2 separate regions of the Homo sapiens genome follow, and region 1 is linked to region 2. Evidence: chromatin contacts called from ENCODE Hi-C or POLR2A ChIA-PET data. All regions are on one chromosome and are shown on one strand. The core of a region is the stretch at or near the end of the contact, and the rest is flanking DNA. Distances in the headings are between cores, read along the strand shown.

Region 1 (2,915 bases), core at 337-2,836, 190 kb after region 2:
ACCATATGTTAAATATTTAAGGTTTTTTTTTTTTTTTTTTTTTTTTTAAAGAAAAAGGAGGAGGAGGGCTGGGTGCAGTGGCTCAGGCCTGTAATCCCAGCACTTTGGGAGGCCTAGGCGGGTGAATCACCTGAGGTCAGGAGTTCAAGACTAGCCTGCCCAACATGATGAAATCCCATCTCTGCTAAAAATACAAAAAATTAGCCAGGCGTGGTGAGAGACGCCTGTAATCCCAGTTACTAGGGAGGCTGAAGCAGGAGAATCACTTGAACCTGAGAGGTGGAGGTTACGGTGAGCCGAGATCGTGCCACTGTACTCCAGCCTGGGCGACAAGAGCAAAACTCCGTCTCCAAAAGAAAATAAAAGGAGGAGGACAGTGGAACAACAGTATCCAAAGGCAGTGAGATGTTGAATAGATGAAGTTGTAGACATGCCTGGTGTATTTGCGACATGGAGATCAATGATGTCTTTGACAAGAAAATTTTACTGGAGTGATGGTGATGCAAGTTGGTCTGTAGAGGATTAATAGGCGCATAGAAGTAAGGAAGGAGAGGTAATTATAGAAGTGGAAAAGAGTAAGGTACAGGTATGGCAGTTGAAGAAAATCCATGGATTTCCAGAGTGATGATACATTTTTCTTTCTCTATATTCATCACATTTCTCAAGTAAATCTTTTTTGAGCTGTCCTATTAAATCTGTGCATTATGACAGCTTGGAAATTCTAATCATAATTTGGGATAATACCATGAGAAATGCTCCCCTCCCAAATAATTGAGTAGGTAATGGTCTGACATTTTGATGGAGGGATATTTGTAACAGTATAAATTTTTTTTATAGAAAGAAGGAAGCAAGTAAGAATATAACGTGTGATTTAAATCAGATATGGGGCAGGCATGGGAACTTCTGATCTCATTTCCACTGATAAAAGTTATTAAGCCAAGCTATCTTCTCCTATGAGCACCCAGAACTCTAATTCTCTTATAATTTGAATCTACCCAGTGCTCAAATTAAGCACTTAATTATGTATGGTCTTGGAGAAATACAAATACGACTAAAATATGGAGGCTGCTTCTAAAGAAAAGAAGCTTTCAATACAGTGGCTGGAATATTTGAACTTCCCTGACTGCCTGCTGCCTTGTTGGCTTCATGCCAGACTGAAGCCCACCCTTGCTGAGCTCTGTCCCATATCCTCTTCACCCAACTCAGTTACCATCCTTCACTTCGCCCAAAAGCTACTCTTACTCACAACTCTATTTGAACTGGATTCTTTACCAAAAGATATAAAACCAGTCTGCCTGTTTTCAGCAGATTTTATTAAAATGTCTGAACACATTTTACTAAAGTTGAAGCAATAGACTACCCCTCCTGCCCCCATTTAAGCTTTCCAAGTACTCTCTGTTCCCCTTCAGTTGTGCTATGATTTGAAAAACCATCTAATTTGTATTGCTGGAGTCACATACGTGTATGATGAGCCATTGATGGCCTTGAGATGAGAACTTTTTATTAAAACACTTCAGTTACTATACTTCTGTGAGCAACACAGGAAGAGAAAAAAAAAACTTATCTTTTCAACTCCCATGGCAACTGACTCATCATTTCCTCTCCAAAGAGGTTAACCTCATCTCATTTCACTGTTCTCCATGTCACTATAGACTCTGCCATCTTTGAAGCGGCAGAAAAACAAAGGGTGGATAACTTTCTCTTCCTTTGTTTTAGAAGTGCTGCTTCCAGGAGTAATCTGATTGTCACTCGGTCACTTGGGCCATGGTTCTTTTTTCCCAAGACCAGTCTCAGCACATTTTCCCCATCAAAACTGTAGATACCTAATTTTTATATTTGCTAATGTTTTTGAGGGGGGGAGCAAAATTATATTGTATATCATGTAGCAAAAGCATCCTTTATATCCATATTGATCCTGTCAACTCCTCCCCTAAAATATCTCCCTGCAGTAGCTTTCATGCTTTCAGCCCTCTCTTTCACTTGGCCTCATTCTTCTCCACCTCTCTAGTAGGCAGGCTCTATCTGTTTTCTCTCCCACCCCTCTGAAAACCCCAGTCAGAGCATGCAATCTACACACAAGGCAAAGACTGGTTAAACAGCCAGCAAAAGAAAAACTGTTTGTTAGACAAACCAGGTCACCTGGTGTCCTTCAAGCCTTCCCGCGAGTAGCTTCCTTTCAAACCTCCACATAGGTTATCAAGAGCAGTGTCAAGTTCTAGGGATGGGCTCTTTAAAGGGATACAATTACCAGTTAATTTGAAGCATCTAGGAAAGGAGGTGAGTGAATAGTAATTGATAGAGGTATGAAACTACGTAGCAATATGTGGATATGATCCTTATATCATACCTATCTGAAAGTAAAAGAATTTTGCTTTTCTCATATTTATCTGTTAGAAAAGATAAGGTTTGGAAAGCCTTTTGGAAATCAACTTGCTTTGGACATCACTGAAAAGCATGCAGATTAAAAACAACAAACACTAGGCTAGCAAAGTAAATGACCAATTACCTAAAAGCATTTGAAGATGTTATTAAACTTTGGAACATCTCTTGAATTTCTGAATTGATAATATAGTCAGAATTAATGTGCAGATTTGGAGATGTTCAAGTAGTTAAAAATGGTCCTGGACTAACCTCAATCTTGTTTTGCAACATCTGTTTTTTTAAATTAAAAAAAAAACAGAAAATGTAACATTGAAACACTGTCTCTTCACTCATACATAAGACCCCCCCACACACACACCGCTCCCTCAGAAATGAAATGAGCTTTGGGATACTGTCTCTGTATCACATCATAAGACATAGAAATATCAAGTTACTCTAATTTGCAGTTTGGGGTTTAAAAAAAATCTCAGGAAGTGAAGATCAAAAATCAATATCAAATGACTCAGAGAGGTATTCTGCTGCTATCAGGTCAC
Region 2 (2,930 bases), core at 424-2,923:
CAACATGTACAATGCACTCATACATAGTTTGCAATTGTTAAAATGATGATGAAAATCTTTAACCTCACTAAAAAAAAACACATTTACAGATTTTAAAAATTCTTTTAGGGGGTACACAAGATAAAAATTTAAAGACCTCAGCTGTAGATTGCAATTTTCCAAATGGATCTCACAATACTGGCACCTAGCCAAAATAAATTCTTTAACCAAAGATAGGAAAATGAGAAAGTAGGACAACTTATTGATTTTTTAATAAAATGATGTTAAATGTTTTCAGTTTAAAGTTCTGTTCTATTTTCTGAAATTAAGGTGCTTGCTACCTTTTTAGGGGGTTGAGAGGAGTTTAGTTTGAAAATAATGATGTTAATATTAACATGCTTTTCTTTTTTCATTTCTACATTGCCTTTGAAAGCAACAGCTATGTGCTTTACAGGGCTTGCCTAAGGAGGCTACCTGTAAGGAGAAGAAGCTGAGTTTCATTTTGCTACTGAGAAACACACAAAGGATTGCCTTTAACTTCCTAAGCATTGCAACTGAAAGCAGAAGAAATTGCCAGATCCCTGCTGATTTATGAAATGCATTTCAAAGCCACAGAACTACCATTTTAGGCATTGCAGCACAATTTAATTGGCATTATTTTTCTTACTGGTCCAGAAAATAATGGTGTGATTTACAAATGTTGATGTCTTCAATTTGATCAAACACTGTATTTAAAATTGTATACCTCTTCCTGCTGATCTACTTTATCCTGCTCTACTGCACTATATGATTCACTAATTAACTCTAAATTTACCATCAGTCTCCTTCAGCTGGAAGATGAGCTCCTTGAAGGCAAGCATCTTTGTTTATTCATCGTAGGGTCTAGATAAACCAATGTTTAATACATAATTGTTGAATGAATTAATGACTGAAGGAATTGGATCGTAACCCCTACTTGAATGTAATTTTACACTTACCCTTGTGACCTTGATAGAACTAATAGTCCTGCCTTTGTCAGGCTGGCAGCTTTATGTCAAATCTACATTTTGGGTGTGTAGGAAGACTGGCCAAGGGACAATATCAAAGGCTAGTACCGCAAGCCCTAAAGCAATAGTGAAGAGTGACATAGTTTCTAGTGATGAGTCTGTATGTATAGGAGGGAAGTGGGCATTGGGATGAGGAAGGAATCAAGGATTATTCTCTTATAGCCATGGATATATTCAAATGTGTGGAATGAATGGATGAGTAAATGCAACATTTGACAATTTCTCCAAATATGGTTTTTTTTCTCATGTACTAATGGTTATATTTTTTAAGTGGTAATCTCATTACCTCTCCAAGACCAAGCAAGACATCAATCAAATTGTGTGAGAAGCAAATTCACACATTAACTTAACCATGAAAGCAAGCAGTGGCTCATGTGCCATGAAAAGAATTCAGATTCAAAGGAATGCGAATCAGGTAGCAGGCTGAGTAAATATTCTCACAATCAGACTATTCTCACAATCAGACCTTGACCTAGTGAGAAATTAAACATACTCTACTTTTCCTTTAGTCTTCATTTATTTTTGCTTAAGTTTGTGGGGGATATGCTGGCTTAATTTGCATCTGATGATTGTATTTCTTCTTGGGAGAAATGGAACAAGTGACTAATACCTACCAGGTGGATGGCAGGTAGGCAGAGGTGAATGGAAGCAGAGCCAACACATTTTCTGTGCCAAGTACAATTCCCCAGGCTGAATTATATTTCAAATTTGTTTGCATTGGTTCTTTCATTATTGCTTACACAAATAGAGCTGAAAAACCACATGGTTAAGTACAGAATACCGTGATATAATGACTTGTAGACACAAGGGGTCAGCATTTGAACACAGATGATTTGGTCGAAGTCTTGCCTTGTTCCCTTCTGCTGCTCTACTCTGGCTTGATGTGCTTATGTGTATGAGGGTAGATATGGAAATGAAATTCAATTTGTATTTTGCACATCGCTTTCTTTTCCAGTTTAGAATTTTGAGATCTCCCTTTTATATTTAATCAGTCTGTTATTGTCATGGGAGATGATATCTAACAAGGAGTCTTACCAGTCTCACTGGCCCCAATGGTTTCAGCAAACTTCAGTGACCTCCAGATATACGCTAATTTTTCTCTTCCCAAAAGAGCTTCTTAACCTAATCTACTCTTTTTTGAAGAGTCTTAACCTAACCTACTCTTTTTTGAAGAGTCCCTAATCTATGCTTGCTTAATACATGTGTTGGATGATACACTATTTTACTGATACAAATCTACCAGAAACAGGAGATTTGTGGTTGGAGAGATTGTATCTTGATTCTGAGCTTATTCTGAGCTTTCGACTTAGCATTGGGCTCCATTATAATTGCTCTGTCTTTGATCTGTCCTTTCACTTTCTACGTCTAACTCAGTGCAAATGCATGCTACAGTATCTCTTAAGAAACACTATATTATTCCCATAATTAAAAATTATTACAGTAAAATTCACTTTTTTGGGTGTACAGTTCCTTAGCTGGGTATCACTGGCTCAGGGTCTCATGAAGCTGTAATTGAGATGTCAGCCAGAGCTGCTCTCCCATCTGAAGGCTTAACTGAGGGAGAATCCACATTTGCTCATGTGGCTATGGGTGGGATTCAGTTCCTCAGGGACTGTTGGACTAGGGACTTCAGTTCCCTGCTGGCTGTTGCTGGAGGCTTCCCTCAGTTCCTTGTCATATCTCCATAGGGCAGAGTGACCCAGATGACACAGCTTGTTTCCACACAGGTGAGAAAGTGAGAGACTGAGAGAAAGATGAAAGTCAGGGTGTTTTTGTAACCCATGTAAAAGTGACATCCCATCATGTTTACTGTATTCTATTTATTGGAAGCAAAAGTAGGGAGGATTACACAACAGTGTGAACATCAGAAGGCAGGGATCACTGGGGACCATTTTAGAGGTTGCC

Evidence for each region. Hi-C counts contacts between places; a loop is a spot of excess contacts on that map. ChIA-PET counts read pairs that join two places held with the same protein, here RNA polymerase II (POLR2A). Pooled maps may share reads with other maps.
Region 1: a map of naive thymus-derived CD4-positive, alpha-beta T cell shows a loop between it and region 2 (11-fold over the local background). The contact joins two enhancer-like sites. A Hi-C loop is called at or near these places in 3 of 168 maps with a recorded cell type or tissue (CD4-positive, alpha-beta memory T cell and naive thymus-derived CD4-positive, alpha-beta T cell) and 8 of 50 pooled maps. POLR2A ChIA-PET finds 5 or more read pairs at or near these places in 2 of 52 experiments (MCF 10A and activated naive CD4-positive, alpha-beta T cell).

Annotation. Positions count from the first base shown.
Region 1 is chr5:96,536,010-96,538,924 of GRCh38, forward strand. The region is part of intron 4 of LOC101929710 (a long non-coding RNA gene); the gene reads left to right. It also overlaps a transcript of CAST not described here. Among named protein-coding and RNA genes, the nearest start is that of PCSK1, 100 kb to the left of the region's middle. Within about 2 kb of position 1,587, at least 5 of the 41 ENCODE cell types and tissues checked have a DNase peak (open chromatin) inside an H3K27ac peak, as active enhancers do.
Region 2 is chr5:96,343,103-96,346,032 of GRCh38, forward strand. All of the region lies in intron 3 of LOC101929710 (a long non-coding RNA gene), which reads left to right. LOC107986365 (a long non-coding RNA gene) reads left to right here. Exons shown (of 2, transcript XR_001742457.1): 2 at 413-1,247. It also overlaps a transcript of CAST not described here. Among named protein-coding and RNA genes, the nearest start is that of PCSK1, 89 kb to the right of the region's middle. Within about 2 kb of position 1,674, at least 2 of the 41 ENCODE cell types and tissues checked have a DNase peak (open chromatin) inside an H3K27ac peak, as active enhancers do.